2 separate regions of the Homo sapiens genome follow, and region 1 is linked to region 2. Evidence: read pairs that join two places in POLR2A ChIA-PET (ENCODE). Cell type or tissue: HepG2. All regions are shown on one strand. Links, peaks and the distances in the headings refer to the core of each region. The heading gives the core; the rest is flanking DNA.

Region 1 (10,870 bases), core at 3,749-8,748, 150 kb before region 2:
CTCAGAGCCCCATGAATATTACAGTAGATCCAACCCTGTGACCACACCACCCATGGTGGTGATCCCCAGGGATGAAGGGATTGGCTAATTGCTGCCAAGCACTGTGGCAAGGGCCATGCACCTTAGCTCCGAGAAGCCATGACCCTGATAGGGTCCTCTCAGCTGATGGACATTGCCCACCTCTTTCTTCTACAGGCCATGACATCACACAACAGGAATGCTGATCATGAAGGATGCACGCATTGTGCTCAGGCAGGGAAAGTGTGCTCAATGGCCCTGGTCTAACCCTATCCCCTTTTGTATGAAATTTGCAGAGGTGGATTTTTTAAGAAATAAGCAAGAGGCTTGAATGTGCAGTGAGCATCCCTCCCTGCCTCTGCCAGGCCATCCACTCACAGTAAATGCCTTGGCCATGCTATGAACATGCTTTCTGGCAGAGTCTTAGGATAGATTTCTGGATATACCCCAAGTGTGTTCTGCAGCTACTCACCAAACAAAGGATTCTGTGGTCAAAAAAGAGAGAAAAAAACAGCACAATATGTCAGCTACTGCCACAAGACTGCTGTCTAGAAGAACTCCCTGGAACTCAAGCTCTGTAATATCCACCGCCCACACGACCACAGGCCAGCAGGAGTTTGGCCTGTCCAGACTGGCCTTAGCTGGGCTGGGTGGCAAGCTGGTGGGGTCCGCATCTTACCTGCGGGCCTTTCATCTGGCTTGGATCAGTGGCTACTCAGGTATCTTTTTTGTTGTTGTTGTTTTTTGTTTGTTTGTTTTTTTGAGACAGAGTTTCACTCTTGTTGCCCAGGCTGGAGTGCAATGGTATGATCTCGGCTCACTACAACCTCCGCCTCCCAGGTTCAAGTGATTTTCCTGCCTCAGTTTCTTGAGTAACTGGGATTACAGGCATGCACCACCACATCTGGCTAATTTTGTATTTTTAATAGAGACAGAGTTTCTCCATGTTGGTCAGGCTGGTCTCAAACTCCCAACCTCAGGTGAGCCACCTGCCTAGGCCTTCCAAAGTGCTGGGATTACAGGCATAAGCCACCACGCCTGGTCCACGTATCTTTTCTTATGGTGAAAGAAGGCAAAGCCAATCACACAACATATTTCAGATCCTGCTTGGTCATGTCCTGGAATATTCCAACAGCTGAAGCTAGTCATGTGGCCACTTCCAACTCAAGCAGAAGGAAGTACACGTCAGCCACCACACCAAGACAGGACACGACTGTAGGGGAGGGCAGAATTGAGACCCAAATTCAACCAGTGACAGGATCGCTGCTGCTGCCTGGAGATCCACAGTTCACCATCGCGTAGCAAAGCTCTGAGACTCCCTGGGGTGACAGCATCAGTTTCATGCAGCCCAGCATTCCCCATATTTTTAAACATATGTCCTGTATTTAAAGCATATCTTTTATAATCCACATAAGTAGTTTTCTGCAAAATGCACATTGAAAGACACAGATATAATGTCAATAATGTGGGATTTGTAATCATCAGAGTTTCATTGTCACCTGGACGAAAGAGGCCACTTAAACTCCCCCACTTCCAGCCCCTCGTGTCTAAAACAGGGGTAAGATCTGTCCTACCAACCTGCCAGGGTTGGAGGGAGAATGGGCTGAGATGGCTGGTGACAGCGTCCTGGCCATCTTGCAGGGATCAGGTCTGTCTGTTATTGCAGGGAGGACAAGACATGCCAGTGTTGAAGCTGAGAGCTGTAGGGCTGGACTAGCCCCAATAACTCGCCAGGAAGAAAGCCAGTGAGCAGGGTTGTTTCTAAGCTTGGTTTCTGATCATTCTGTCCTGCCAGCATTCCAGCACATGCCACCGATTGTGACAGCTTCTTTCTAGGGTATGTGCCAATCCATAAATATTTCAGACTAGAAATGTGCACTGGGCACCTCCTTATTGATGCTATCCCCATCTCAGTAAGGAGCACGGGTGTCGTGGTCTGCATCTGTTCTCGCCACTGCTTCTCTTGTGAAAACATCCAGTGCCTGGATCCACACAGGCCCCAAGTTCTTGCTCAGGAGGATTTTTAGACTTGAAGTCCCCAAAGGAGGATTTGGGGGCAACATGCCAATGGGAGCCAGGTTTCACTAAAAGGCTGCAGTAAGAAACAATCCCCCAATCCCAGTGGCTCCCAAGCCGCAGAGGTTTGTTTCCAGTTCGGGCCATGTGGGGCTGCTCCACAAGTCTCTTCATTGAGCCTGGGACTGGCCTTTCTCATGGCACTGGGAGGATGGAGGCCAGCTTCCAGAATGGTGCTGCTCCTGGGAACTGCTTCAGTGAGACAACTGCCAGATCCACTCCTGTCCCCTCAACGTGCCCACCTCCAGCTTCTAGTGGAGGAGACAGCTTCTCCATCAGGAAGGCTCTGAGATTTGGTGGCAACAGGTAAAGGTGTCTCATCCTCCTACTGAGAGAAGGGTTCTAACAGTGAGCCACAATACCCAAGGAGCCAGAAACCCCCCGGGGCCCTTCCTGGAAACACCAGGTGATGTGCTGTCTATGGGAGTCCATCACCCTCAAACTAGGGCTGCCAGCTCAAAGGGCAAAGACTACATTCACCTCCTTAAGAAAAATGCGTGGTGGAAGGCCCGAGTCTGTTCGGGCTGCTAGAGCAAAATGTCATAAACTTAGTGTCTTATAGACGACAAAAGTGTGTATTTCTCACATTTGTGGAAGCTGGGAAGTTCAAGATCAAGGCACCGGCAAACTCAGTGGTGCTGAGGACCCACTTCCTGGTTCATGGACAGCACCTTCTTGCTGTGTCTTCATGCAGTGGAAGGGGCAAGGCAGGTCTTACGTGTCTCTTTTTTTTTTTTTTTTTTTTTTTGAGACAGAGTCTTGCTGTGTTACCCACGCTGGTCTTGAACTCCTGGGCTCCAGTGATCTTCCTGCCTCGGCCTCCCAAAGTGCTGGGATTACAGATGTGAGCCACCATGCCCAGCCAGGGGGTCTCTTTTATAAGAACACTCATCTCCTTTATGAGGGCTCAGTCTCTATGATGTAATCACCTCCCAGAGACCCCCACCTCCTAATTCCATCCCCTTGGGTGTGAGGCTTTCAACATATGAGGTTTTGAGGAGCACAGAAATTCAGAGCACAGCAGGGAAGGTGTGGATTTCCTCATTCTTACAGGCTTATCAACCATGCACCTGAGCCCTTGATGCTGCACCCAACTCAGGCTCTCTTCTACAGGGACTCTGTATGAGGCCACAGAGAAGCAAACAGAGAAGCAAAACCAGTCAGGCTCTTACTCTCACCGCTACCCATACTTCACTTCCTACACCAGACCAGTGGGACTTTTCCCCCACACGCCAAGAAGTTCTCCAGGGGTCACTGACAGGGTGTCCTCCGGTTCAATTTAATCCTCATGCTACCTACCTGGAGGTAGCATCAGACCCCACAGGTGAAGGGCTCAGTCCCAGAGGCTGCCCACACTTCACATGCCAGTTGCAAGTCTGCTTGCCCCCAACTTCTGTCTGACCTGACTACAAATTGGAGCTTCCCACAACCCCTTCTCCCATTCGATTAATTTGCTAGGATGGCTTACAGAACTCAGGGAAACACATGCTTATGTTCACTAGCATTTTATGCCAATAGAGGGGATTCCAAAGGGCACACAGGGGCAGCCAGATGGGAGGTGCTTAGGGCCAGGCATGGGGGCTGGGGTGTGGGGCTTCCATGCTCTCTCTACAGAGCTGCACCCTACAGGCGCACCCACATGTTTGGTCATATGGAAATTCTCCAAACCCCATAGTTTAGGGGTTTTCATGTCGACTTTATCCCATAGGCCTGATGGATTACTGACTCAATATCTAGCCCCTCTTTCCTTCCCAGAGGAAGGGAATGGGGCTGAAAGTTCCAGGCTCCTAATCCTGGCTCAATCTTTCTGATGACCATGCCCCATCCAGGAGCCTTCAAGAGTCACCTTATTAGACTAAAAGATGCTCCAGTCACCCAGGAAATGCCAAAGAATTTACAAGCTCTGTGTCAGGAACCAGGGTCAAAGATGAAACATTTGAACAAAAGATTTCTCACAGCACCCCTACCACTCAGGAAATTCCAAGGATTTGGGGAGCTCTGTGCCAGGAACTGAGGACAGAGACCAAATATATGTTTCTTATTGTTATAATTTTTTTCCTACTATTTCACTGAGACTTCCTGCAATTAAAAGCTTGGGGCCTTATGCTATGAAATTCCAGATTTAAAAAACTCTAGTTCTCTTCCACGTGTATGGCAAGACTCTGCCACAGTCTGTAAACCCCACAGTCTTCACCAGGCCCCTACTTTGCATAACTGAGGTCCCAAATCCTGCTCTTTGCTGACGGGGTGCAGGAGGGAGCAGAAATGATCAGATCTCATTGAGCCTAGATAACTTCGCAATGTGGATTCTACTGAAACCTGAATATAGTCAAGGTGCAGTTGAAAGACAGTAGATACTCTTTCTCCTACGATATTTCTGCATAGTACAAACAGCCAGCAGAGGGTAAAAAAGGAAGCTGAACCTAAGCCACCTGTAAGTACCTTCAACAAAAGGGCTGGATTTTTCAAAATAATTAAAATTGAAAAATGTGGAGTGTTCATTTTGTTAACAAGAGCTCGGTTACTGCTTTTACTGTGAAATGCCATATATTCAAGTAGAAAACACTGAAACCAGCAGTTGTCTTCAAAGCCACAGTATCAACAATATGGGTGAAACTCCCGTGTTGTGTGTATGTATGTATATATGTGTGTGTATACACCTGTGTGTATGTGTATATGTGTGTATATGTATACATGTATATATGTGTACACATCAGTGTATGTTTATATGTGTATAGACATATGTGTCTGTAGGTATATATGTTTGTATGTGTATATGTATGTATATGTGTGCATATGTATGTGTGTATGTAACTGTATATGTGGCATATACATGTGTGCATGTATATATATGTATGTGTATATGTGTGAATACATGTGTATATCTATGCATACATGTGTATTTGTGTATATATGTGCATGTATGTGTGCATGCATGAGTGTATGTGTGTATGCATGTGTGTGTGCACATGCGTGTGCATATATGCATACACATGTATGCACGTGTATGTGTGCATATGTGTGTACGTGTATATATGTGCATGTGTGTATATGTGTATGTATGTGTATGCAAGTGTGTATACATGCATGCATGTGTATATGTGTGTGTGTTTGCATGTGCATGCCCCTCTTGAAACCCATCCCCTGCCTCTGAATTTGGCCCAGAGATAAACACTACTCTGCATTCATTGAAATGACATCAAGCCACGTGAAGTTCTCCTTTGACTGCCTTGTTTTTGTGTAGGTGGAGGATCCCAGCTGATGTTTTAACTACACCCTGACTAGCAAGGCCCTCCCAAGACACACACACACGCACACACATCATATACATGTGTATACATACACATCACATATTTATATGCATCTATACCATGTACATGTTTACACACATGTCACATATATACAATATATACATGCATCTATATCACATACATGTTTATACACACATATCACATAAGTATACTATATATCATCTGCACATTTAGGCACACACCATATATATATGCATGGATATCATATACATGTTTACACACTTATGTACATATGCACTCTATCTCTGTTGCATCTTGTACACACAATCTGTTGCACACTCTTGCACACCACCTCAAACCCACTCATCACACAATTTTACTCTCACACTCATACACGCACTCATACACACTCACACTGTCACACTGACACTCACACACATTCTAACACTCACACACACTCACACACCAACATGCTTCACATACTCCCCATCTTGTATACACTCACACAGACACACCCACACTTAGCCTCTGCAGTCTTTCACCACTCTGTCTCACACACATAAATGCCCACACACACATTCTTAGTCACTCACTCCTCCTTGTATTCACACATACACACACACACAATGTCACACACGCTCACATACACACACAGTTGCATGCACACAGACACAGAGTCTCTCACAGTCAAACAGGCAATGCCAAGCAGTGTGTAGATTGAAGAGGGGACATTTGATCATGATGAGTGGCCCATGCTTTGGAAAGGAGAGTGACAGGTTGGTCTGGGTTTGAATTTGAGGGCCTGAGAAAGGTTCAGTGCCTGGCTGAACTTCAGCCTGGTGAGCGATGACATCAGCCTCACAGGGTCGGAGGCCACTCAAGTCGACATCTCATTTTTCAGGAGGCCCAGAGATGGAGCCCATGCTCCCGTCCTGGGGGCAGGTGAGGAGAGGCCCATGACCAGCGTGCAGAGCAGCCGCATTTCTGGACCTCAGGAATATCTGAGTTGTTGCCACAGAAACTGAAAGAGGTTTCCTAAGAAATAAGCTTTTCTAAAGAAGCGTGTTTACATGGTTATAACAAACATGTTTAGAGCATCGTATGTCTGCGGCCATGGCTTTGGCAAAGTCGTTTCATTCCGCAAACAACCGTGCAGTGAGCTGCCTTGCTGTGCACCTGCCCTGCTCCAGACCCTGGACAGAGCAGCCAGGGCCTCCCCATGAAACCTTCTAGCATGTGTGAGATCCTCCATAAGTAGGAAGTCCATGCAGGAGATCTCAGCAGTGGCTAATCTGCAGGTGAGAACACGGAACCAGGTGGGGAGAGCTCAAGGAGGGAGCTCAGAGCAGGCCTGTTCATAAATGACATCCTGACTCAAACCTCACAACACAACGGAGAGGGCAAGGAAGCTTCCAGGGGGACGGTATGCCGGGGGGAGGGGACAGCAAGGGCAAGAGCTCAGAGGCGGGGCATGGGAGGAGGCACAGCACGGGAAGGGGCGGGGCATGGGAGGAGGCACAGCATGGAAGGGGCGGGGCATGGGAGGAGGCCCAGCACGGGAAGGGGTGGGGCTGTGGGAAGAGGCACAGCAGGGAAGTGGGTGGGGCCGTGGGAGGAGGCACAGGCGGAAAGGGGGCGGGGCTGTAGCCTAGGATGAAGCCTTGGATGCCATTTTTAGGGGCACCTGAAAGCTGCCAGAAGCTTAGGTGCGAGCTGAGAATTGAAAATGCACCTCACCTTTTGAAAACATGACCAGATCGCTGCAGAGAGAAGGAATTTCTAGAGTGGAATGTGCGGGAAGTGGGGGACTTCCCAGAGAGGAGTCATCACAAGGGGCCGGAGAGAGGCAACGGGCCCTTTGCACAGGCTCCTGGGCAGAACACGAGCAGGAAACGGGGACTGAGGCAAAGGAAGAACCTTCCCAGCTCCGGAGGACACTTTCCTGGGAGATGAAGTCGTGATGGAGTGGATGTGAGTCCCATCAGCCCCACTGCTGATGTCTGGGTGCCACGGAACCATCTTCCATGGCAACGCTGCTGCTATTTCACTCGCTGCCGTCGGGCCCAGGACGATCCCTCCTTGAGCCGGTGAGGCTTTTACACAGTCAGCCTGAAGCCAAGCAGCCTGTTTTGTTGACTTTTTGCCCAATCATGTCCAGCACGTGGAAACCATACCCCACGCAGAGATCAAACCTCCACACACAGAGCGAGGAAAGGAAGCAGGCTTTGCTAAAAGGACCCCATCATTCTGGACTGACGCCTTCATTAAGTCCTTTGTAATTCATCCTTATAGACATAAAATTATCGTCCGAAGGAAGAATGTTAATAAAACTGACATTTCTCCGTCAGTCATCTTAATTCACAACATAACACTTTCCGGAGCCAGTTAGGTGTGCCTGATGACTACATGCGGCTAAACATTGTTGTTCACTGGAAACGCACATTTCGAAGTCCCTGCCATCATTGATTACACTGAGAGCAGCCTCTTTGGTCTGGAGAAGCATGTTAATGTTACTGTTTTTGTGCCAGGCCGGCGGGGGAGCACACCCTCAGCCTGCGCCACCCTCAGGGACCCATGATGTCCCGAGAATCCCAAGAGCATGTGAGCCTCCTAGCTTGTGACAGCTGTGTGGAAGGGCCACGCCATGCACGTGGAGAGAAACCTGCCTCAGAAGGATGCCCAGGTGGCCCAGTTGTGGATGCAGCCACTGAAGCCTCCCTCTGGGGTCCCCCTCCAACAGCCTCAGTCCTCCCGATCACCTGCGCTGACCCCCCTCCCCACATCCCATGAGGAAGCTCAGCTCTTGGAACAAAGGACCTGGGACTCAGCCTTCTGATGTCGCAGGACTTTTCCTTAGCTCAGCTAATGACGGGGTCCTTGTCACATGGCCATGAAAGATTAGGCTCACAGACAATTTGAAGACTGAGAATAATAGGATTTATTGGGCAAAAAGGAAAATAAAGGGGGAATGGGGACTCAGCAGAGCAAGAGTCTCCCCAGTATAGGCTTCCCGCCTCACAAAATAAATTCCAGGTTCCAACCAGGAAGAGGAGTGGCCAGGCTCCTCCCTGCTGCAAACACCGTGAACTTCTGTGGCTCCACTCCAGTGTACATGCCCAGCGAGCAGGCCGGCTGGAGTTTCTCCGAGAACCCCTTGCCACCTGGCTGTCTCACTGAGAGTGTGTTGGATTCACTGGAGAAAAAGAGAGGGAGGCAGAGTGATGCCAGGGATGCAGAGGGACCAGAGGTCAGGTTCCTAGGGCTGCCAGGACAGGGGACCACAGACGGGGAGCCTTCACCAACAGAAATGGGTTCTTTCATAGTTCTTGAGGTCGGACGTCAAAGATCAAGGCGTGGGCAGGGCTGGCTCCCTTGAGGCTCCGTGGGAGGCTCTGTCCCAGGCCTCTCCAGCTCCTGGTGGTTTTTGGCAATTCCTGATGTTGCTCAGCTTGCAGATGCATCACCTGATCTCTGCCTTCATTGTCACTTGGCATTTTCCCTCCGAGTGCATGTCCACTTCTGTGCCAGGTTTCCTCTTTGTATAAGATGTTCAATGAACATTACCTTGTCTCTTGTTAAAACAGTGAGGAAGACTTTATTCAAGACCGCTGCAATGGAGGAGGGAGACTGAGATCAATGCCAAATGCAATGAAGACACCTGGGATTTGTAGTCTGGGGGCCCATGAGGAGCTGGTGGATGGAACCACCAAGAGGAGACCCAGGGACAGGGACTCTCACTGTGGACTCAGCAGGGCTCCTGCTGCAACTGGGCTGCAACTGGGGGTGGCCAAGACAGACAAAAGCTTGGTCAATGAGAAAGACCTTGTCAGGAACACACTTGTGACCTTGAGCATTGACCATTGACATTCGATTTGTCCTTTAGCATTGACCTTACACATTTCATATGACCTTTGACATGGACCTTTCACATCTGATTTGTCCTTTGGCATTGACCTTACACACTTGATTTATCCTTTGACATTGACCTTTGACATTTCTTATTGGAGTAAGGCCTACCTCAGTGACCTCTTGTCAACCTGATGATCTGCAAAGACCCGATTTCCAATAAGGTCACATTCTCAGATACTAGCGGTCAGGATTTTGACATCTTTTAAGGGGACATAACTCAACCCATATAAAAGGGTATATTTACCTTACAAAATCCAGCTAGGAGCATTGTCAGCAGGTCAGCCTCCCTAGAAACAGAGCCTGAGAGGTCTTCCGACCTGGGGAGAGGTTACTGTCAGGATAAACCTATAAAGGAGGGAAGGAAGGAACCTGGAGGTGGAGGAGACCTTCATCCCACCTTGTCAAGCCAGGATGACTCAGGCATTGGCCTGATCTCAAAGGAGAGCCCAGAGCCCAAACTGCTGTACAGGGTGCTCCACCACTGCCGCAAGGGGACCCTTTGTACCTGGATCAGTCAGTCCTGGAGAGGGGTCAGCCTCCCCATCAGGCGGCTTCTGGAGTGGAGAGCAATTCTCCTGGGGGTTGAGGGAGAGCTGAGAGACCTCAGGAGTCACAACACACTGGGGGCCGGTCTCAGGCCTGGCGAGGGAGATGGAGCAGGGCACGGCTGAGCAGGGCACGGCGGGGTGGGGCAGCCCAAGCATGTGGCAGCAGAAATGATGCTCCAGGTGCTCACGTGGGCCAGCCTTGCTGCTGCACTGGGAGCTTCTGGCTCCTGTCCTCTCCAACCCCATATATCTCGCCGAGAACTAATGCCCTTTAATGAAATCAAGCGACAGTGACAAAAGCCCTAATTTTATGTCTTCTTCATTCTCCAGCTGCAGCTGCAGTGCCCTTAGGACATTTCCGTTGACCAAGTGCAATTTATCTGAACTGAAAAGGAGCAGAAAGAGGCAGCTGCAACTCGGAGCTCCCTCTGTGGGCAGAGTGAGAACCTCGGTTTTCTCAGTATTTTGTTTGTCTTGTGTGTCCCCATGGGACGTCATCACTGCAGTTCAGGGGTGGTGACCAAGTTTGTTTCCCTGGTGGGCAATTTCCCATAATCTAACCCCAGCAGCAATTCCAAATCACTTTAAATCGAACGAAATAAATGTCTCTTTTGTTTCCGTCTTCTGAGGTTGGGGAGGAGAAACTTTGTTGCAAAAGAACTTTAAAAAAATACCCTTAAGGGGTTGCATTATTCAAAATGTCACAAAATAACCTTTGTGTTGGACACTTTAAATAAAAGAATGCTCTGTGAGTAGGTTGGGGAGGATGGAGGGAAGGTGAAGTTATTTTATTAATTACTTAAAAAAAACTTTAAAAAAAAATGCCCCCAAACCACAAGGCAGAATGACCCTAAATCTTTGGAGGACAAAATCTTGGGCTAACTTAAAAAAATTCTTCACATACTTGCGCTGCTCGGTTTCCATGGGAACCTAAAGAGGAACTCTATGATGCCTGCAGAACATCTATTTTTACATTAACCCTTCGTATCACAAACAAAGGAAAAATAGACAAGAGAGGGAGAGATGGGGAGGGGCAGCTTAACTATCTTCACTTGTGCTTTAAAGACC
Region 2 (10,870 bases), core at 2,620-7,619:
CGATAGCAAGGAAATGAATTTTGACAATTACCTGAATGAACTTAGAAGCAGATCCTTCCCCAGTTGAACCTCTGATGAGAACCCAAATGAGGTGACACCTTGATGCAGCCTTGGGAAATCCTGAGCAAAGGACCCAGCTAAGCCATGCCTGGACTCCTGACCCACAACTGTAAGATAATAAGTGAGTGTTGTTTAAGCTTCTATGGTAATTTGTTTTGAAGAAATAGAAAACTAATACAGTAACCCATGTAGAATCCTGAACATGGTGCCTGGTACAGAGTAAGAGCTGAATAACTGAGCTATTATTATTCACTGTCCCTTAATTAGGTGAGTAAAACCAGTCAGAAACAATGGTTGTGTCCCATGTTCACTTGGCTTAGCCTGAGAACAAGCATGGTTTGGGGTTATTAGCTGGTGTTCCTCTCTCCCTGCCAGAGTGAGCTCTGCTGCACCAAGAGATGAAATTCCAGCTCAAGGAGCCTCCAAAGTCAAAGCCCTACAGGGTGGTCACTCTCCCACATCAAGTAACTTGAATGGTTCTCCCCCTGACCACGCCTGGACTTTCATGAAATTACATCCTCAGCCTGTGTTGCCTCCTTCTCAAGCCATTTATTTTGAGAAGGAATAATGAGTGTTTTGAGCTATCTGATATTGGCTACTGGATGCAGTGTGCCAGGGTTTAACATCAGCCCATCTCTGAAACAGATGCCCAGGTTCTTTGTCAACATCACAGCCTATTTATAATCACACTCAAGTCTGCAGGCACCCAAGTCTGAACCTCAGCTGCTAAAATATTCAGAACAACAGAGCACCTAATAAAGCAACCTGGACCTAATGAGCCCCCAGCCCCTCCCCCTAACCCCCAAAAAGCTCTGCTGCGTATCAACAAAAGACATGTTTACCAAATTTTAAATTGTTTTCTCATTAAAATGTCTTTAATGCCTATTAAAATGTATGCTACAGATGCATGTTTCTCATAGTTATTGAAGGAATCAATGTGATATTCTCTTTCTAAGAGATGTCAGCATCTCTTTAAAAATTATTTTTCATTCCTTTAGGATTTTACAGCTGCTTTGCTCATTATTTGCCACATAAAACTTTGTTCCAATGAAATTGCCTAGAGGAGAATTAGTTCAGGTGGAGTCCCTCCCAAGTTCCACAGTGAAGCCCAGTTTCAGAAGTGAGTGTTAAAGGAGTTCAATGTGCTTGTCTGGCTTCATCGACATAGGGTGTGCCGTTTAAGTCAGATTGAAGGAAGAGCTCTGGGCCACCTAAGGCATGACCTTATATGTTATGACTTCATGGCTGCTAAACGTGCCCTGAAATCTTTTTCCACCTATGGTCAAAGTGGTGAAAATATCCCCACAAGTCTTTCCTGAGACTTAAAAACTTTTCTGTATCTGCATACTTTGGAAGAATAACATCTGTATTTCCACCACCGTCATAAATTATTTATTATGAGTCATTATATCAGTTTGGCTTCAGTCCTCCAGCAGAGTAAGAGAAAATGAATCTGAGTACAGACAAGTATTCACAGTTGGACTTGTGAAGAAAAGGCTCAAATTTGCCTGAGGGTAAATCAGCTTGGTAGGATTCTTCTACAAGTTCCACAGCTCCAGAGCAGATGGAAAGACCTTGGACTAGCTTCCTTTAGAGAAACCAAAGCTGCAGCATGAGGCACGTGCATAGCCCCCAGGATGGCAAAGCCTGTGGAATTCTGAATTCCCTGAGGGACTGAAACAATTCTGTAATTAATTCAACATTTACCAAGCACTTTCTCTGTACCCAGCCCTGAGCCAAGACCTGTGGGGAATAAACAGGTAAGTGTGGCAGAGTCCCCAGCCTCATTCATTCATTTAATCATTCATTCATTCATCATCCACTTACTGACGGCCTCTGAGGTACTAATAGCCTCAAGGAGTTATCTGAAGTTCAGCAGCCCTTCTTGAGAGCCCCACTTCTCTGAGAGTCTGGTCCAGGTGACACGTTCTGACTTCTCACCCACCAGTTACTTTTTCTTCCTCCTCGCTTCAGGGCCCTGACTTGCCTCAGGAGCTCAGCCTTCCCAATCTAAGTAGGCCAGATCAGGATCATACCCATTGCTGGGTTCTGGACCTGCCTTCCCCCAGACTCTCCACCAAGGCACAGATGCCAGGCCCTTTCCCTGCAGTTGTAAAAGTTGAATACTTCAGTTGCTTTGAAGACATCAACAGTGGCAACAAAGGGTGAAATAAGACACACACACACACACACACACACTCACACTCATGCAAGCACACATTGCTAGGAGAGCTATAACTTTGCAAAGAGTATTTTCTACCACTTGATCTTAAGAAACACGGGTTGATCTTGTTTAAAACAAACAAATAAGCAAAAAGTGCTAATCAAAGACCTTTGCTGATCAGATTTCTACCTCTCTGCTGTTAAAAGAAAAACTTTAGCCAAATTAAATTTAGAAGAGTTTAACTGAGCAAAGAACTATGCACAAATCAGGCAGCCTCCCAAGCCGGTGTAGGCACAGAGACTTCAGCACAGCTACATGGCAAAAGAAGATGTGTGGACAGAAAAAGGAAAGTGATGTACAGAAAACAGAAGTGAGGTGCAGAAACAGCTAGATTAGTTACAAGTTGGCACTTGCCTTCTTGAACACGATTTGAACAGCTGGCCACCTCTGATGGGCCAAAACTCGGTGATTGGCACAAGAGTAGGCTACAGTCTGTTTACAAGTCCATTTAGGTTATAGTTCACCATGAACAGAGAAACATTTAGGTCAAACTTAAAATATGTGAGGAGACAGCTTTAGGCTATACTTGAATTAACACTAACAGACCACAGATCCTGGACCTCTATGGGCAAAAAGGGGTTAACTCAGCCTTGAAATTAAGCAAATCCCAACCCTGCTCTTGAGTCCAGGGAGAAAAAGTCTTTTTTCATGTTAGGGAGCCTTAGGTGGTTCCTGACAGTTGTCAGGATACTTTAGAGTGTGGGCCACACTGGGTTAGCCTCAGTTGGGAGTCTCTTTGTTAAGCCTAAATCCTGACTTCCCTCCTCCCCACACACCCCACCTCCACCCACACAAAGATTCAATCCTGCTTTGCAAATGAGGACAAAGCCCTAAGCTACAGAAAATTTAAAGACGTTCACCAAACCAAAACATTTCTTCCTGTGCTGTGTCGGGTTCGCTTTCCCCCGCTCAGGGGAGGGACAAGGAAAAGCTGTTAGGAGCCTGACACGGAACAGGACTTTCATATAGATTTCCAACAATCTCGGGTTCCATTTGTGCCCACAGCAACGAGGTGGCAATTGGAAAATCACATTTGATGATGACCTTGTGAAGCCGCCCGATGGGACAAGTGGCCCGCATGACTTTTCCTTCCTCCCCACCCCACACCCACCTCCTTCTGCAATTTCACTGGGCATTTGCTCAGAGGGCAGTGCCCTTCTCACCTCCAGATACGCCGGGACTCCAACAACAGGGCAGCAGACTTCAGTTTAGACCTACTCCCTAAAACGCTCAAATCCTTACAATGAATCTATTGTAAGGGCATTAAAAGAAGCTAGATATTTAGGATGGGACATACCGGAAACCCTCTTGTACAATGGATAATGCCCCTCACACCCAGAATCCTGGTCCATCCTTTTTCTAAATGCAAGTTTTCTATTCGCTGCATCCTGGAGGGGATTTGTAAGAGAGGCAATCCCCCTGGCCAGTCCAGCTGGGGGAGCCGGGAGCTGTCAATAAGGGGCCTAGGACTGTTGATTCTAAAGTGACCAAGTGGCAGCTGTCACATCTTTGATAATGAGCAGAGGGCTTCTGTCTCAGGGTCACATGGATGCAACTGTTCTGCAGAGTGAGGGAAGGGGGCTTTCTATGCTGTCCCTAGATCTCATCAAGCTCTCCAGTACATTAGCTTTTATTCACAGAAGTATCTGTGTTGACTTTAATGAGTACTACTAATCAATAGCATTCACACTGTCTTTGGCATCTCGGGCTGCCATAGCCAAGTAGTGCAGACTGGGACTTAAACCACAGACACTTACTTCGTGCAGCTCTAGAGGCTAGGAGTCCAAGGCCAGGGTGCCAGCAGGGTGAGGGCCTCGTCCTGGCTTGACTGCCTTCTCTGAGCGTCCTCGCATAGCAGGGAAGAGAGAAAGCTCTGTGGCATCTCTTCTTATAAGGGCACGAATACCATCAAGAGGGCCCCATCCTCATGACCTAATTACCTCCAAAAGGACTCGCCTTCAAATGCCATCACACTGGAAGTCAAGGCTTCAACACATGGACTTTGGAGAGACACAACCATTTAGTCCATAACACACGACTGCCATACGTGACGCCTCTGCTGAAGGCTAAATGTGCCCTATCTCCCTGGGTGCTCACACCCTTCTATAAGTGTGGTATAATTATCTCCATCTTAAAGATGAAGAAATGGCGGTGGAGTAGGGGTAAGGAATGAGTCCCAGGTCACACAGCTGGTACGTGCCAAACTGGGATTCAAACACAAGTCAGTCTGGTTCAAGAACCAGGGTTCTAAACACACATGGCTGAAGCCCCCAGAAGCCAGAGTTCCTCCGAGCATCAGAACTTGGAGAATATTTAGACAAATGATTTTCAAATATACTTTAGCCAATAAAAAGTTTACAATGAAATCCTACGTGAAATGTCCATATATAAAATAGCTACAAAAGAAAAAACCCAAGCCGCTGTTCTGAAGCAGAGATTCAGGCACTGATGGACACTTCATCCACTTTACACTTCAGCCCTCCCCTTCCTTGCCCCATTTCTATCCTGGCAGAACTAGAGGCATAGATCCCCAGCCCCAAGGAGTCCAAAAAGTAAATAAGTAAACAGATAAATAAGTAAGTGGACCGAATTAAATATTTATTGAGATTATATGGTAGAATACATTCCCAGTGGACTAATGCTTCCATGGAAAATAACTATAAACGGGCCAGGTGTGGTGGTTCACGCCTGTAATCCCAGCACCTTGGGAGGCCGAGGTGGGCAGATCACCTGAGGTTAGTTAGGAGTTGGAGAAAAGCCTGGCCAACGTGGTGAAACCCCGTCTCTACTAAAAATACAACAATTTGCCAGGCGTGGTAGGGCACACCTGTAATCCTAGCTACTCCGGAGGCTGAGACAGGAGAAACGCTTGAACCCGGGAGGCAGAGGTTGCAGTAAGCTGAGATCATGCCAATGCACTCCAGCCTGGGTGAGAAAGCAAGACTCTGTCAAAAAAAAAAAAAAGAAAGAAAGAGAGAGAAGAAAGAAAGAAAGAAAGAAAGAAAGAAAGAAAGAAAGAAAGAAAGAAAGAGAGAGAGAGAGAGAGAGAGAGAGGGAGGGAGGGAGGGAGGGGGGGGGGGGGGAGGAAGGAGAACGATAAACTCCAGCCCAAAATAAAACAAACAAAACTTCTCAAAGCCTTTAGAGAGTGAACAAAGGCAAGAAGAAGAGACCAGTTGTGACAAGTCTCCCATCTGCACGGCTTTGATCTGTAGAAAGACCTTGATTCCAGCAGGGCTTGGTGCCGCTGGAGCCCTGATAGAGAACCCGCCATCTCTCTGGCTAGGAGGAGACACAGCCCAGGAGGCCACAGATGCTGGGGAGTGAGAAGGGAGCTCATGAAGGATAAGACCAGAGAAGGGGAGCCCCAGAGTCTGCCTTTAATCTCGACCCAAAGTCTCCAACTGACCTTTGAACTGTTCTCTTTATCTGAAAACAACTCAGTTAAAGAAAAAGGAAAAGGAACAGAACCAAGATCTGAGCTGCCACTACTTGTAGGTAACAGAATTTGTGGTTTGCATCTACCCAAGTGAATTGTCTGCTAAAACAAAATAATACTCCTTAGGGAAATGTAACAAACACCAGAATCTCCACACACAGCATTCACAACGTCCAGGTGCTACCCCAAATTACTCAACACACAAGAAAACCATGAAAGGGGGGATAATTCTCAAGTAAAAAGACAATCAACAGAGATCAGACCCAGGATGACTCAAATGCTGGAATTAACAGAGGTAGGCTGTAAAGCAGCTAGCACAACCATGCTCCGTGAGGCAGAAGGAAATGCTGACAGCAAGTGGAGAGAAAGGAACTCTCAGCAGAAAAGTAGAAAATGTATAAACAGAGAAAATGGAGCAGGTGGAACTAAAAATTAGAGTATCTGAAATAAAAACGTAAGTGATGGGTTTCATAGCAACAGGGAAATTATTAGTTAATAAGTAAATGAACTTGAAACCAGATCAGTAGAAATCATCCAGTCTAAAGAATAAAAAGAAAAATACTGAAGAAAAATGGACAGAGCCTTGGGGACTGGCTCTAAAATATAGGTAATTGGAGACTAGAGGAAGAATAAGCAGAAAAAAAAATTTGAAGAAATAATAGCCAACAACTTCCTAAACTTGGTGATGCATATAAATTGACATTTTCGAGTTTAGCAAAAATCATAAACAATATAAATGCAAAGAAAACCATGCCAGGCACATAATAATCAAACTGCTAAAAACAAAGATGAAACAAAAATCTTAAAGGCAATCGGAGATTAAAAAATAAGTCACAGACATAGAAAAAATAATTTCAATTACTGTAGACATCTACCAGAAACTATGGAGGCAATTCAACAGAAGAACACCTTTAAAATGCCAAAAGGAAAAGTGGCAACACAAAATTCTATGTGTCCATAGGCTGGGGCCCATTCCTGTTGGAATGATCCAGTCAGGAAAGGAGCAGGTGCTGGACAGAGGCAGAGAGCTGAGAGAACGGGCACCATCAGAGATGCTTCAGTCATCCATTCAGCAAATATCTGCTGGGTGACTGCCACGGGGGACAACCCTCTGGATGCAGGAACTACAGCCACAAAGAAGAAAAGAGGACACAGGAACCCCTGCCCTCCTGAAGCACCTGCTCACTCTGCCCTAGAGTAGTGAGGTTGGGCATGGAGCGGTGGAGGACACAAGGGCTGAGGAGCTTCTAGGTCCCGTCCCCAGGCAGGGAGCAAAGCTAACCATGGAGGAAAAGATGGAATTGTCAAGTGGACCTTTAGGCTGCAGCCTCCTAGGCCTTAAGATGAGGTTGCCAGATAAAATGCTAAATCCAGCCACCCTGCCCTGAGCCCAGAGTGGACTGCCTGCCCTTTTTTCATCCAAGAAGCCCCTCCGGTCCTACCTCCCAGGTTACGTGAGAGGAGAGGACCATCTGCTGCTGGCCAAGCCTAGCGGTCACTGCTGCTCTTTGCAGTCACTCAGGACTGTGGACTTGCTGGGGCGATTGATTGTCCATGAGTCAACAATTACAGCTATTAACCCAGCAATGTCTTCCCACTCACCACTAGCCACAATAAGTACACTAATGCCCTGGGATGGAGCAGGGCAAAGGAATGAGGGAGGGAGAGGGAGAAGAAGAGAAGGAAGGAGGAATGGAGGAAGGAAGAAAGAGTAGGAGGAAGAAGGAAGGAAGAAGAAAGGAGGGAGCAATGGATTGCAAGCTTTGGGAAGTCACACTTGGAAGAGGTTTACAGACACTGCAGTTGAGAAGGTGGAAGGCAAGGTCACAGAGCCTGACCCAGAGAGAGGCTCCATCCTCCTTCAGGGTCCACCCTGCAGACTGCATGCTCCAGCCCCTGCACTAAGCCCTGCCTGGCCCCCAGCCTTTCCCACCTGATGTTGCAGCCTCTCTCAGTAGGGGCCATTCACAGCCCATCCACCGCAGTTCTGACCACTGCGCCTCTCCAGCAGGGCCCTCTCCTGCTCATCCCGCCCACATCTAACTGGACCAGAGGCAGTCGGGAGGGAGTGATCTGGGAGGGGGGAGGTAGTCACCTCTGTATCATTTGCATTTTTATTACAAAATATGGATTTATGTGATTCTAAAATGCTTTATAACATTTAAGTTAACTTGTACCGGGGGAAGTTAGCTGAAACTATGCAAGTAAACCAGAACAATGATTCCCATGGTCCTGGCTCATGACGGCAGCCCTGTGCCAGCCCAGAGGCAATCAGGGAGGGCACTAGATGTGGAAATGCCCAGGTGGGACACTGGCTAGAGCCCTAAGTGTAGGAGCCCAGAGTGAGGGAGCCGGCCCAGAGAAGGGCGGTGCAGTTCTGCAGGAAGGGGAAGAGCTGGCTCAGGTGCTGCTGAACATTTGGGGAAGGTTGTGGCTTTCCCACCTGGAAATGAAGCTCCTGCAGGACTAGGGGATGAGGACAAGGGGAGCTGTTTGTTTTCTCTGAGGGTATTTGTCTTGGCTGCCCACTGAGCAGGAGAGCACACCCATGTGGACAGCGGCCTCCATGCCCCTTCTCTTTCCTGTAGTCTCTGACTGTCCTCCTCCATCGTCAGCAGAGGGGTTTGAGAGCTTTGATGCCACCCCAGGCTCCAAGGCCCCACCCACCATGGGCAGTGTTAGCCCCTCATATATCCCATCTCCATAGCTACACTGATTGATTTGTAAACAGTTATGCAATCTGCCTGGCCAACGAAATCAAGGTTCATCTCGGAAGATTCCTGGGAAGAAGTCTCTTCTAGCTTTCTGCAGGAGCTACTGGAAGAAACTGTTTTATTTTGTTCTTACGGATTCAAGATGGAAAAGATGCAGGCTGAGAGCTGCCGGCAGCCAAGTTGTCAGCACAGGGAGGGCTGCCTGAAAACAGCGCCAACACCAAGAATAGAGATGGAGAACCAAGGCACCGCGTGACGGCGAGCCCTGATCAAACCACACCTGATGCTAGGGCTCTCCCGGGGCTGTTTTGCCCTGTGAGGCAAGGAACTGCCTTTTTCCTTAAGCCAGATGACATCGGGAGCTGGGCTTTCTATAACCTCCCTAAAAAAGAGCCCTAAGTGATACGTGTCTCTGAATGAGGCTGCACACTTGTTTTGCGCCTGGAAATGCTCAGCTCACCCAGCACACGAGTAGCAGTATTTTTCTGTTGCATTACACATATCAGCTTCTCAAAATCACCCCTTCCTGAGACACTGAAAAGCTGGGCTGGGGTCCCCTCAAAGACCCCAGTGCTAGGTCCATGGGCTTCTCTCCGAGGACTAAGAGGTTTCCATTTACTATGTTACATTTCCATGGAAAATGAAACTCTTGATAGATTTCCATGCATTCTTCCCCAGCTGCCCACTAAAAGAAAACATTTATGGTTCAGTTAATTTGGGTTGTGTCTCAATAATGGAAATAACTGGATCATGCATAGGCCCTGGAGACTGTGGCTACCTTAATAGCCTGACACACAAGCTGCTTGATTGAAAATAATGAATCAAATGCCAAATGGCTGAACCCACAGCCAATTTCTACACGATCAATATGGAGGCGTAACTGACAGAGCTGCGGCTCTTTTCATCCTAAAACGAACACTTAATTGAAGAAAACGTCTAACAGAGCTCAGGTGCAGCCATGACTGAGCAAATCACCCCGAACCCCAGGACAAAGGAAGCAGGAAAGATTTGAGGCTCCTCCGCCGAAACCCCTTTGTTTATGTATGATGAAGCCCAGACCTGGGGCCGCTGTCCTGGCTCTTTTTGTTGTTGTTGTTGTTATACTTTAAGTTTTAGGGTACACGTGCACAACGTGCAGGTTTGTTACATATGTATACATGTGCCATGTTGGTGTGCTGCACCCATTAACTCGTCATTTAACATTAGGTATATCTCCTAATGCTATCCCTTCCCCCTCCCCCCAACCCCACAACAGGCCCCGGTGTGTGATGTTCCCCTTCCTGTGTCCATGTGTTCGTCCTGGCTCTTTATTTATTCATTAGTTTTGCCTGTGCAGCTTTTCTTTTAAGTCTTTCCCCCACTTTTTTTGAAAAACCAGAGGGAAGGGAATTAAAAAGAGAAAGCCAAATCTTAGCTATGTCAGATGGCACTTTGTAAATTAAGCTTCAAAGACAGAGGTAGAAAGCTGCTGTCAGCTGGGTGTCCCGGGTAGAAAAATGCAGTGGAGATTCACTTAGCAAGCGATCAGCTGGATAATAAAGCCGCCAGTGGGGCCGCGCCGGTTCCTCTTGCCCTTCTCAGTGTGGCGTTTGGAAAATTGTTGCTTCAAAGCTTTTGTGATGGAATTTTGCTACATTAATTCAGTTTTTAAATCCTGTTCTTGAGGAAAGAGAAGCACAAAAAATAAACACAGGCTTGAGAAAAGAGAGCTGCAATCTCTGGGATGGGTTGAAAGATGAAGAGACCTCATCAGGAGAGTGTGGCGCGGCATGTTGGCCGCACGGCTGGTTCTGTGTCCCTGTGGGGAGGGCACGGGACTGCACATGTGGGACCCTCCACGGGTGAGTTGCTGGAACATTCTCTCAGCCTTGGAGACAGCTCCCAGGTCTTGTTTGTTTAATATCCTCTAGAAATATCCTCACCTCTCCAGGAGCTCCCGCACCCCAGCAGCCGGGCCCTGGCTGCCTCTCCTCTCCCTGACCACTGGGAGCTCTCTGTCCACTGGGCACTGGCCATGTCGCCTGGCCTTGCCACCCATGAAGATGGAGAGCCCCTTATGGACTGCAGCAGGGTTTTAGATATCCATTTCTTCTATCCCCAGCCATGTGCACAGGCACCAAACGTGACTTGATGAATTGAGACATTCACTCCCAATTAGCCGCTTGACACTCTACAGCATTTATGAGTGTCCAGCAGGCCCTACCGCCTGCAGAAGGCCCCTGGGACAAATCTGGTCTCCCAAGGCATTTGATGAGCTGGAACTTCAGCTCCTGGAGGCTGGCTTGCACTCCCTTTCATCGAAACTGCCGCTGCCTGAGCCAGTGGGACAGATCACCCAAGACTCAGGTCTGAGACGGGTCTCTTGGGATGAAGGGGTGGTAGGCAAATACGTCGAAGCCATGTCACCTGAGGCCCACTATCAAGCAAGCTCTG

What was found. ChIA-PET counts read pairs that join two places held together with the same protein. Peaks named below come from ENCODE experiments on the same cell type or tissue, not always from the same donor. Only the 100,000 strongest peaks of a DNase experiment are listed, where the experiment ranks them.
Region 1: POLR2A ChIA-PET joins it to region 2 with 7 read pairs; 2 of 35 experiments call an interaction of 5 or more read pairs at or near these places.

What each region holds. Positions count from the first base shown.
Region 1 is chr1:4,422,077-4,432,946 of GRCh38, reverse strand. LINC01777 (long intergenic non-protein coding RNA 1777) reads right to left here. Exons shown (of 6, transcript NR_027088.1): 4 at 9,760-10,187; 5 at 9,499-9,599; 6 at 8,263-8,953. It overlaps LOC105376674 (a long non-coding RNA gene), which reads right to left and starts at 801. Exons shown (of 3, transcript XR_946894.2): 1 at 698-801. RefSeq lists enhancers at 7,375-7,876, 9,434-9,934. In HepG2, for the core only: no CTCF peak of the experiment used is centred there; no DNase peak of the experiment used is centred there.
Region 2 is chr1:4,268,621-4,279,490 of GRCh38, reverse strand. No RefSeq gene overlaps it. Among named protein-coding and RNA genes, the nearest start is that of LINC01777, 140 kb to the left of the region's middle. In HepG2, for the core only: no CTCF peak of the experiment used is centred there; a DNase peak (open chromatin) is centred at 5,520.